2 separate regions of the Homo sapiens genome follow, and region 1 is linked to region 2. A link is an interaction called in ENCODE POLR2A ChIA-PET data of the cell type or tissue named here. Cell type or tissue: Caco-2. All regions are shown on one strand. Each heading gives the region's core, and the rest is flanking DNA. Links, peaks and the distances in the headings are about the cores only.

The links. ChIA-PET counts read pairs that join two places held together with the same protein. Peaks named below come from ENCODE experiments on the same cell type or tissue, not always from the same donor. Only the 100,000 strongest peaks of a DNase experiment are listed, where the experiment ranks them.
Region 1: POLR2A ChIA-PET joins it to region 2 with 12 read pairs; 5 of 35 experiments call an interaction of 5 or more read pairs at or near these places.

The regions. Positions count from the first base shown.
Region 1 is chr9:128,842,968-128,848,337 of GRCh38, reverse strand. KYAT1-SPOUT1 (KYAT1-SPOUT1 readthrough) reads left to right here. Exons shown (of 25, transcript NR_182311.1): 2 at 2,927-2,985. KYAT1 (kynurenine aminotransferase 1) reads left to right here. Exons shown (of 13, transcript NM_004059.5): 2 at 2,927-2,985. The coding sequence starts at 2,933. Among named protein-coding and RNA genes, the nearest start is that of SPOUT1, 16 kb to the right of the region's middle. RefSeq lists a silencer at 2,971-3,197. In Caco-2, for the core only: no CTCF peak of the experiment used is centred there; a DNase peak (open chromatin) is centred at 2,997.
Region 2 is chr9:128,754,686-128,760,055 of GRCh38, reverse strand. It overlaps ZER1 (zyg-11 related cell cycle regulator), which reads left to right. Exons shown (of 16, transcript NM_006336.4): 2 at 4,397-4,648. The coding sequence starts at 4,491. Among named protein-coding and RNA genes, the nearest start is that of ZER1, 15 kb to the left of the region's middle. In Caco-2, for the core only: no CTCF peak of the experiment used is centred there; no DNase peak of the experiment used is centred there.

The DNA.
Region 1 (5,370 bases), core at 279-5,278, 88 kb before region 2:
TTTTTTTTTTTTTTTTTTTGAGACATATCTCCCTCTGTCGCCCAGGCTGGAGTGCAGTGGTGGGATCATGGCTCACTGTAGCCTTGACCTCTCCAGGATCAAGTGATTCTCCCACTTTAGCTTCCCCAGTAGCTGGGACTACAGGTGTGCACCATCACACCTGGTCAATTTTTGTATTTTTGTAGAGACGGTGTTTCAGTATGTTGCCCAGGCTGGTCTCAAACTCCTGGGCTCAAGAGATCCTCCTGCTTTGGCCTCCCAAAGTGCTGAGTTTACAGGTGTGAGACACATTGCCCTGCTTGAATTTGTTGATTGCATCTCCATGGTGTTATTTAACATGTTCTTCTGTCCCTGTATTTTAGTCATTCAACAGTGTGATCTAATTTAGGGCCACTTTTACAGCAGGAATAATTTGCAGGTGGTGTATGTGTTTCCAGAGTCAGAACATGTTTGGTTTATGCTCTTGGTGATATTCAGGGCTATCAGTGATCCTCTCCTGGATCATTTTTTAATTAGAGGTGATTTGTGTTTTGAAAGGGTCACTTGGGTTGCTGGGGGGTGTATTGTATATGAGTAACAGGGTTCTTATAAGGACGGAGTCGGATAATCATGCAACAGAGCACTTGGTGCTATTCCTGGCACGCAATGACCATATTGTTGTTGTTGTTGTTGTTGTTGTTGTTGTTATTGTTAGAGCTGTGTGTGGGGGACCCAAGTCCTGAGCTCGGAGGCATTTTCTGGCCAGGGCTGTTTCCTCCCTTCTCCCCTGCCTCTGGAAAAGTCTGCAGTGCCCCAAGGCTCTGGGAGGCATGTTCAGGACTGCAGCAGCCATCTCTGTGCACCTGGTGGGGCCCCTTCAGGGAAGGAAGGCTGGAGCCCCACTCACTTGGTTCTTGCACCAGACTGTAAGTGCCCTAACCCCAATACTCTGCCACCTGCATGGCCTGGGGCTTCTGGGGTCTGGCTCGTTCCTGGCTTCAAAGCTGTGCATGAGCCTTCTCTTTCAGGGAGCCCTCTTTAACTGCAGCCTGTATGTGGGCTTCTCCCTTGCCCCTGCTTCTCTAGTCTAGAACTTGTAGCTCTGCATCTGAATAGTCAGCTTGGGCGCTGTAGGGTGCTGCTTCCCATGATCCCCTGTGCCCATCCCAGAACCCAGTACCTGGTAGGGACTCAATAAATGTCAACTGAGCCAGGCGCGGTGGGGTTCCTGGGCCATGGAAGACCTGGCACTTACTCAAATGGTCCCAAGGCCCCTCCAGGACAGGGGGGCCTGGTGTTGAGATTACTGTGGCTGCCACCCTGACCAGGTCCTTGCCAGCTTCTCTTCTGACCCTGGGCAGGTACCTGAGCCTCTTCAAGCCTCAGTGTCCTCATCTGTTAGATGGAGACTATTGTGGCACCTCTAGTGAGAGTGCAGTGGGAACTGAGCGAGGTGGAACTGAGCAAAATCCTGAGCCAGGGTTCACTATTGACCACAGCAGGTGGCTGAGAAGAATGTTGGATCCCCAGCTCCACGGCCCACCAGCCATCTGGGACTGGCAAACCCACAGGAACGGAAGGTTCCTCAGGGACCACAAAGCCCATGTGAGGTCCCTGCTGCTGAAGGGATTCTGAGGACAGGAGGAGCCAAATTACCTATCCAGGGTCACCCAGCCAAGGTGGGTTAGGACCTGAGTTTGGTGGCTCTCAGGTCTGGCCAATTTCTTTCTTTCTTTTTTTTTTTTTTTTTTTTTTTTTGGTAGAGTCTTGCTCGTTGGGTCGGGCAGGAGTGCAGTGGCTGGCACGATCTTGGCCCACTGCAATCTCCATCTCCCAGGTTCAAGTGATTCTCAGGCCTCAGCCTCCTGAGTAGCTGGGATTACAGGCATGTGTCATGACGCCCAGATAAGTTTCTTTGTTTGTTTTTCCCAGACTGAGTTTCACTCTAATGCTCAGGCTGGAGTGCAGTGGTGTGCTCTTGCCTCACTGCAATGTCTGCCTCCCAGGTTCAAGTGATTCTTGTGCCTCAGCCTCCCAAGTAGCTGGGATAACAGGTGCGTGCTACCACGCCCAGCTAATTTTTGTATTTTTAGTAGAGATGGGGGTTTCACCATGTTGGCCAGGCTGGTCTCGAACTCCTGACCTCAGGTGATCTGCCCGCCTCAGCCTCCCAAAGTGCTGGGATTACAGGCGTGAGCCACTGTGCCCAGCCCCTGGCCAGTTTCTGCACACCAGTGGCTGAGGAGGGAGCTGGCCTGGGAGGAACACCGGGAGGGGAGGGGCGAGCCAGGAGCCAGGACCCCGGGACCCTCCGAGGAGCGGATTAGTGCCTCCCTCAGAGTTAGGACATGGCCTTGGGTCCAACAGGCCTAAGTCTGAGTGTGTGTGTTGTGTGGCCTTAAACACATCACTCCCCCTCCTGCACCCTCCAGCCTCTGTTTTCCACCTTCTGTTTTCTCATTGATAAGATAGGCCTGACCAGGTCATTCAGGGAATGAAATGGAAGTGCTTAGCAAGACCTCTGTAAGTGGAGGCTGCTGCTGTCACTGTTGCCATTATCCTCCCTCTCCGCTCCACCCACCTCCTGCTCCTCTTCTTTAACCCTCAGCCCTTCCTGAGTCAGACTTTAACCTGGCCAAGTCAGGGCTCTGTCTCAGGACGCATGGAGCCAGGGCTGGAAGTCTCCACTGGGCAGGCGCCAGGCAGCCCCTGCAGGTTGGGGAGGTGGAGGCTGCTGGAGTCAAGAGGAACCAGGTGAGGGTGTTGGAGCATAACAGGCTTGGGAGGCAGGCAGAAACCTGCCCTTCTGCAAACTCTATCTCTTCCCCCTCCTGGGAGCAGACAGGATGGCGCTGTGGCCTGAAAGCAGCTGTCCCTCCTGTGTGCAAGCTCGGACTGCTGCACCCAGACAGATTCCATCTCTGACCTTCCACTTGTTCGTCTCCAGCTCGCCATGGCCAAACAGCTGCAGGCCCGAAGGCTAGACGGGATCGACTACAACCCCTGGTGAGCCAGCTGGGCTGGGGAGGTGTGTGGGTGTCCCCTCGGGCATGGGTTGGCCATCCCTGGGTTTACAGCAACTCAGTAGTACTCCAGATGGTGGCGGTACACAGACTGCCAGATTCCAGCCATAGCTCAGGAGAGACAGGGCCCGAGGGAGTAGGCTTGGTTCAAATCTCAGCTTTCTTCTGCATGACTGTGCCACTAGGACAGGTGACATACCTGCTCTGAGCCTCATCTCCCCAGCTGCAAAATGAAGAGTTATACCCACCTGGAGAGCGTTGGGGAGGAAAAAGTAAAATGCTGTCCAAAGCCATTCTACCCAGGCACCAAGCTAAGGCCTTTCCAGGGATGACTCTTTCTCACTTGGTATAGAGTCAGATAAACTAAGATAAGTAAAATAAGCAAGTAAGATACAGTCAGCTCTTCACCAGACATTTGCAGAGGTTGATATTGTTTTCTTTTTTGACTTGTTTTATTTTCATTTTATTTTTGAGACGGAGTTTTGCCCTTGTCGCCCAGGCTGGAGTGCAATGGTGCGGTCTCGGCTCACTGCAACCTCTGCCTCCTGGGTTCAAATGATTCTCCTGCTTCAGCCTCCAAGTAGCTGGGATTACAGGCGTGCAACACAACGCCCAGCTAATTTTTTTTCTTTTTCTTTTCCCCCGCAAGACAGAATCTTACTCTGTCACCCAGGCTGGAGTGCAGTGGCATGATCTCGGCTCACTGCAACCTCCCCCTCACAGGTTCAAGCAATTCTCCTGCCTCAGCCTCCCAAGTAGCTGGGATTACAGGCGTGCGCCACCACGCCCAGCTAATTTTTTTTTTTTTTTTGTATTTTTAGTAGAGATGAGATTTCACCATGTTTGCCAGGCTGGTCTCGAACTCCTGACCTCGTGATCCACCCGCCTCAGCCTCCCAAAGTACTGGGATTACAGGCATGAGCCACTGTGCCTGGCCCTAATTTTTATATCTTTAGAGAAAATGGGGTTTCAGCATGTTGTCCAGGCTGGTCTCAAACTCCTGACCTCAAGGGATCTGCCCTCCTCGGCCTTCCAAAGTGCTGGGGAATACAGGCATAAGCCACCGGGCCCAGCCAAAAATGACACATTTTAGACATATTTATTGGTATGCAAATTCAACTCAGCCAGGTCTTCACTCTGCTCCAAACTAGCCCCAAACCACATACCAGCCTCTTCATCCAGCTTCCCAGCCTTTCTCCCACCTGGAGAGGTGGCCCCCAGGCAGGGCCAGAACAGAGGATTATGGGTCCAGAGATGATGTGTGCCTGGGCTGGTGGGGCCCTGTTCTGCCCAGAGTAGGGTCAAGAGCATCAAACTTTGCTTGAGATGGAAGTAGAAAGGCTGGCTGGCTGTGCCTTGTACTAGCTGGGAGGCTTTAGGCAAGTCACTCCACTCCTTATCCCCACAGTGGTCCAGGAACAAGATGTGCCTCACAGGCCATTGTGAAGGCTATATGAGCAGAGCGTTTAACTGTGGTGTTGACGAATCCAAGGAGGAGTCATGCAATCTGTACAGGGGGTCTCAACTAGTATTTGGAAAGAATAGAGTAGGATAGGACAGGACAGAAAATACTGCAGTAGATTGCACCAAGAAGGATGAAGCTTCCATTCCATGTTTGTGCTCCACAGGGTTGATGATGCAAAGGTGATTTCTTGGCCGGTAGTGGTGGCTCACGCCTGTACTGCTAGCACTTTGAGAGGCCAAGGGGGGCGGTGGATCACCTGAGGTCAGGAGTTCGAGACCAGCCTGGCCAACATAGCAAAACCCCATCTGTACTAAAAATACAAAAATTAGCTGGGCGTGGTGGCGGGTGCCTGTAATCCCAGCTACTCAGGAGGCTGAGGCATGAGAATCGCTTGACCTCGGGAGGCGGAGGTTGCAGTGAGTTGAGATTGCACCACTGCACTCCAGCCTAGGGGATAGAGCGAAACTCTGTCAAAAAAAAAAAAAAAAGATGATTTCTTCCTATGGGTCATGGTGGAAGAACTTGGAAAGCCCCTGGGCTGATTCCTGCGATTAACAATGTGCCTGACTGACCTAATCTCAATGTAGGGGACCAGCTGTGACACTTAGGCAGATCTTCAGGCCAGGACAGTTGCTGATTGTCTAGTTTTTGTTTTTCTTGTGTGTGTATGTGTGTGTTTTTTGTTTTTTGTTTTTGTTTTTTTAAGACAGAATCTCACTCTTGTTATCCAGGCTGCAGTGCAATGGTGCGATCTCGGCTCACTTCAACCTCCGGTTCCCGGGTTCAAGTGATTCTTCTGCCTCAGCCTTCCAAGTAGCTGGGATTACAGGCCCCTGCCACCATGCCTGACTAACTTTTGTATTTTTAGTGAAGACAGAGTTTCACCATGTTGGCCAGGCTGGT
Region 2 (5,370 bases), core at 312-5,311:
ATTAAAAAATTTACTGGGCGTGGTGGCACATGCCTGTGGTCCCAGCTACTCAACAGGCTGAGGTGGGAGGATCGCTTGAGCCCAGGAGGTCAAGGCTGCGGTGAGCCGTGATCATACCACCACACTCCAGCCTGGGCAACAGTATGAGACTCTGTCTCAGAAAAAAACAACCAACCAAACAAACAAACAAAAAAATACATACATAAGGAAAGATGCACAAAATATGAGTATAGAGTCTGATTAATTTTTTTCTTTTTTTTTGAGACGGAGTCTCGCTCTGTTGCCCAGACTGGAGTGCAGTGGTGCCATCTTGGGTCACTGCAAGCTCCGCCTCCTGGGTTCACGCCATTCTCCTGCCTCAGCCTCCCAAGTAGCTGGGACTACAGGTGCGTGCCACCACGCCCGGCTAATTTTTTCTATTTTTAGTAGAGACAAGGTTTTACTGTGTTAGCCAGGATGGTCTCAATCTCCTGACCTCATGATCCACCTGCCTTGGCCTCCCAAAGTGCTGGGATTACAGGCGTGAGCCACCATGCCCAGCCGCCATTTTCTTAACTTTCTATTCAATTACAATATTCGGGCCAGGCACGGTGGCTCACATCTGTAATCCCAGCACTTTGGGAGGCAGAGATGGGCGGATCACCTGAGGTAAGGAGTTCGAGACCAGCCTGAGCAACATGATGAAACCCCATCTCTACCAAAAAAAAAAAAAAAAAAATTAGCTGGGTGTGGTGGCAGGCACCTGTAATCCCAGTTACTCCAGAGGCTGAGGCAGGAGAACCGCTTGAACCTGAGAGGCGGAGGTTGCAGTGAGCTGAGATCGTGCCACTGCACCCCAGCCTAGATGACAGGGTTAGACTCCGTCTCAAAAGAAAAAAAAAAACAATATTCACTGGCTGGGCGCGGTGGCCCATGCCTGTAATCCCAGCTACTCGGGAGGCTGAGGCAGGAGAATGACTTGAACCCGGGAGGTGGAGGTTGCAGTGAGCCGAGATCGCGCCACTGCACTCCAGCCTGGTGACAGAGCAAGACTCAGTCTAAAAAAAAAAAAAAAAATTCACTTGAAAAAGTACACACATCATGATACACAGGTCGGTGAAGATTCACACAGTAAGCGAGCCTGGATACCCAGTACTCTGATCAAGGAGACTAGAAGCTCCTCAGCACCCAGAAACTCCCTTCCAATCACCTCCCCGGGTAACCACAGTCCTCACTTCTCCCACCACAGATGAGATTCCCCTGATTTTGAACTTAGTGGAGTGACACAGTGTAGATCCTTTTGTGTCTGACTCCTCTCATTAAATGCAGTAAGGGTTGGCCAGGTGCAGCGGCTCATGCCTGTAATCCCAGCACTTTGGGAGGCGGGGGTAAGCAGATTGCTTGAGCACAAGAGTTTGAGACCAGCCTGAATAACATAGCAAGATCTTGTCTCTACAAAACAAAAAACAAAAAACAAAGAAACCAGAAAGATTAGCCGGGTGTGGTGATGCATGCCTGTAGTCTCAGGTACTCAGGAGGCTAAGGTGGGAGGATCGCTTGAGCCTGGGAAATAGAGGGTGCAGTGAGCCAAGATCACACCACTGCACTCCAGCCCAGGTAATGAGATTCTATCTCAAAAATTAAAAATTAAGGCCAGGCACAGTGGCTCACACCTGTAATCCCAGCACTTTGGGAGGCCAAGGCGAGCAGATCACCTGAGGTCAGGAGTTCGAGACCAGCCTGGCCAACATGGATAACCCTGTCTCTACTAAAAGAAAAAAATACAAAAATTAGCCCGGCGTGATGGCGCACGCTTGTAATCCCAGGTATTCGGGAGGCTGAGGCAGGAGAATCACTTGAACCCAGGAGGCGGAGGTTGCAGTGAGCCAAGATCATGCCACTGCACTCCAGCCTGAGCAACAGAGCAAGACTCTATCTCAAAAAAAAAAAAAAAACCTAAACTAAAAATTAAAAAAAAAAAACATTGTAAGCCTTATCCAAGCTGTTAACAGGAGTTTGTGCCTTCTCATTGCCATGCAGTATTTAGTAGATGAATATACCATAATTATCCATTCCAATGCCAGTGGACATGTAGGTTCTTTTCTGGTTTTGGCCATTACAAATAGTGCTGCTGTGAACATTCTAGTGTAGATCTTTTGGTGCACATTTACTTATGCATTTCTGTTGGGTATATACCTAGGAGTCAAGTTGCTAAGTGTTGAACGTATGTACGTTCAGCTTTAGTAAATAGTGAATAGTGTTAAACACTGTTCCCATTGTATTCCCAGTTCACACCAATTTGCCCTGCCGCCAGCCCTGTGGGAGATTTCCCACTGTTCCCCGTCTTCCCCAATGCCAGGTATTGCCCATGTTGTTGTTGCTGCAGTTGCGTTCAGTTGAGCCAGTGGGCGTGTGGAAAATGGCATCTCATTGTGGCTTTACTGTGCACTTCCCTAATAGTAAAGAAGCTGAGTGCTTTTCACATGTTTGTTGTCTGTTTCACTATCTTCCTTCATGAAATGCCTGTTCAAATCTTTCACTCTTTTTTTTTTTTTGAGACAGGGTCTGGCTTTGTTGCCCAGGCTAGAGCGCGGTGGTGCAATCACAGCTCACTGCAGCCTCAACCTCTTGGGCTCAGGTGATCCTCCCACCTCAGCCTCCCAAGTAGCTGGGACTACAGGCACATGGCACCGTGCCCAGCTAATTTTTTTTGTATTTTTTGTAGAGACAGGGTTTCGCCATGTTGCCCAGGCTGGTCTTGAACTCCTGGGCTCAAGCAATTTGCCCACCTCTGGCTCCCAAAGTGCTGGGATTACAGGCTTGAGCCACTGCACCCAGGCTCTGTGTGGTAACTTTTGATGAACAGAGTTTTTAATTTTGAGGCAGTCCAATTTATCAGTTTTTTTCTCTTCATGTGAAATCATTGCCTAAAGTCATAAAGATATACTCCTGTGTTTTCTTCTAGAAACCTTATTGTTTTAACTTTCACATTTATATCTATCATCTATCTCAAATTAATTTTTGTGTATGCATGAACAGAAGTTTCTTTGCTTTGGTGTAGATAAGTTTATGATTTTCTACCTCCTGGTTAGCACCTCTTGAGTCCTAGTTAGGAAATCTTTAGCTGTGCTAAAGTCATGAAGCTAGTAGGAGACTTCACTTTTTTAAATAACAGTTTTACTGAGATATATATAATTCACATGTCACACAATTCATCCATATAAAGTATATAATTCCATGATTTTTAGTATATTCATAGAGTGCACCCATGACCACTGTCAATTTTAGACCATTTTCATCACCCCAAAAAGAAACTCCATACACACTGGCAGTTACTCTCCTTTTTCCCAACCACAAACCTACTTCTGTCTCTATAGATTTGCCTATCGTCACTGGACATTTCTATCAGAGGAATCATACGGTATATGACTTTTTTTTTAAACTGATTTCTTTCACTCAACATAATGTTTTCAAGGTCCAACATTATAGCATGGATCACTACTTTTTATGACTGAATAATATTCCACTGTATGAATATGTAACATTTTGTTGATCCGTTCACCAGTTGAAGGACATTTGGGTTGTTTCCACTTTTTGGCTCTTACAAATAATGTTGCTATGAATGGTCACATCTGAGTTTCTTTTTTTGAGATGGAGTCTCACTCTGTCGCCCAGGCTGGAGTGCAGTGGCAGGGTGTCGGCTCACCGCACTCCGCCATTCTCCTGCCTCAGCCTCCCGAGTAGCTGGGACTACAGGCGCCCGCCACCACGCCCGGCTAATTTCTGTATTTTTAGTAGAGACAGGGTTTCACCGTGTTAGCCAGGATGGTCTCCATCTCCTGACCTTGTGATCCGCCCACCTCGGCCTCTCAAAGTTCTGGGATTACAGGCATGAGCCACCGTGCTCGGCCACGTCTGAGTTTCTATGTGGACATATGTTTTCATTGCTCTTGTAAGGAGCCTTCATTTTTAATCAGACACCATGAGATTCAGTGATATCATGTCTATATGTCTATTAAGCCCTGGCACAGCCTAAGTGCTCAATCAATCATAGCTGTATACAGGTTAGGAAGTACTGCACAGCATGGAACACCCCAGTGTAGCTCTTCAGACTGTGGGAAGCTGAAGAGTGAAAATCTGTATTATCCCCACCCAAGCACTGGGTCCCCAGCACACACGTCTGCTCACAGGCAAATAAGTGCTTGGACAAGGCTCCATGTTCTTTGCAGGTCAAATTGTGCATAGATAGTGGCACAGCAGAGGCGGGTGAAAGAAGGAGTCAGGAGACCTGGGCCTGGCCCTGCTAAGCTGCTAATTGGAGTGTGGTCTCAGTTTCCCTACTCAGAGCGTGGACATGGGACCACTGATAGTTCTAGCCCTTGTGTGTGGCTCACTTGGCATCTTGTCCACTCCCCAGGCAGTGGCTCTGCCAATGATCCTGTGAGTATTCAGGAATCACTGTTGCCCCTGGGGATCCTTGTCCTGGAGTGGCCCACCTGCTTGCCCCCAGCATGGCGTCCGACACTCCCGAGTCGCTGATGGCCCTCTGTACTGACTTCTGCTTGCGCAACCTGGATGGCACCCTGGGCTACCTGCTGGACAAGGAGACCCTGCGGCTACATCCGGACATCTTCTTGCCCAGCGAGATCTGTGACCGGCTCGTCAATGAGTGAGCAGACCCAGGGCTGAGGAGGGGCAGGGGTCTTACCATGAATGTGTATAGAGAGATTGGGACCGTGTGTGCACTATGTGGGGAGTAGCTATGGAGATGAATGTGTGAGGGTGTGTGTGTGTGCACATGGATGTTCATGGCTGCAAGAGAATAGTGGTGTATCCATAACCGTAAAGGTGTATATGTGTGTGTGTTGGTGTGTGTGTGGAGGGGTGTGCACGTGAAGGCATGGGTGTGTGTACACATGTAAGCTTATGCAGCACAGGTTATTTCTGACTGTGAAACTGCATGTGTGCATTTAGAGATGTGATTGTGTCAAAATCTGCATATAAATGAAGGAATTAAGTGTTGCCCCACACGTGTATGTACATTCACATGCACATACCTGTGCTTGTGAATTCAGTGAGCATGGCCACATATGCATGTACATGCCGGTGCCAGAATAACGGATCCATGATCAGGGAGTGAATCATCCAGAAAATCTGAATGGCCCTCCGAGGGCCTCCCCACTCCTAGGGGCTCCTAGAAGCATGCTATGCAGTCACTGAATGCTGGGAGTTCAATCTACAGGCCCAGATGGTGGCCAGGCATGGTGGCTCACACGTGTAATTCCAGCATTTTGGGAAGCCAAGACAGGAGGATCACTTGAGACCAGAAATTCAAGATCAGCCTGGGTGACATAGCGAGACCTTGTCTCTACCAAAAAAAAAAAAAGAAAA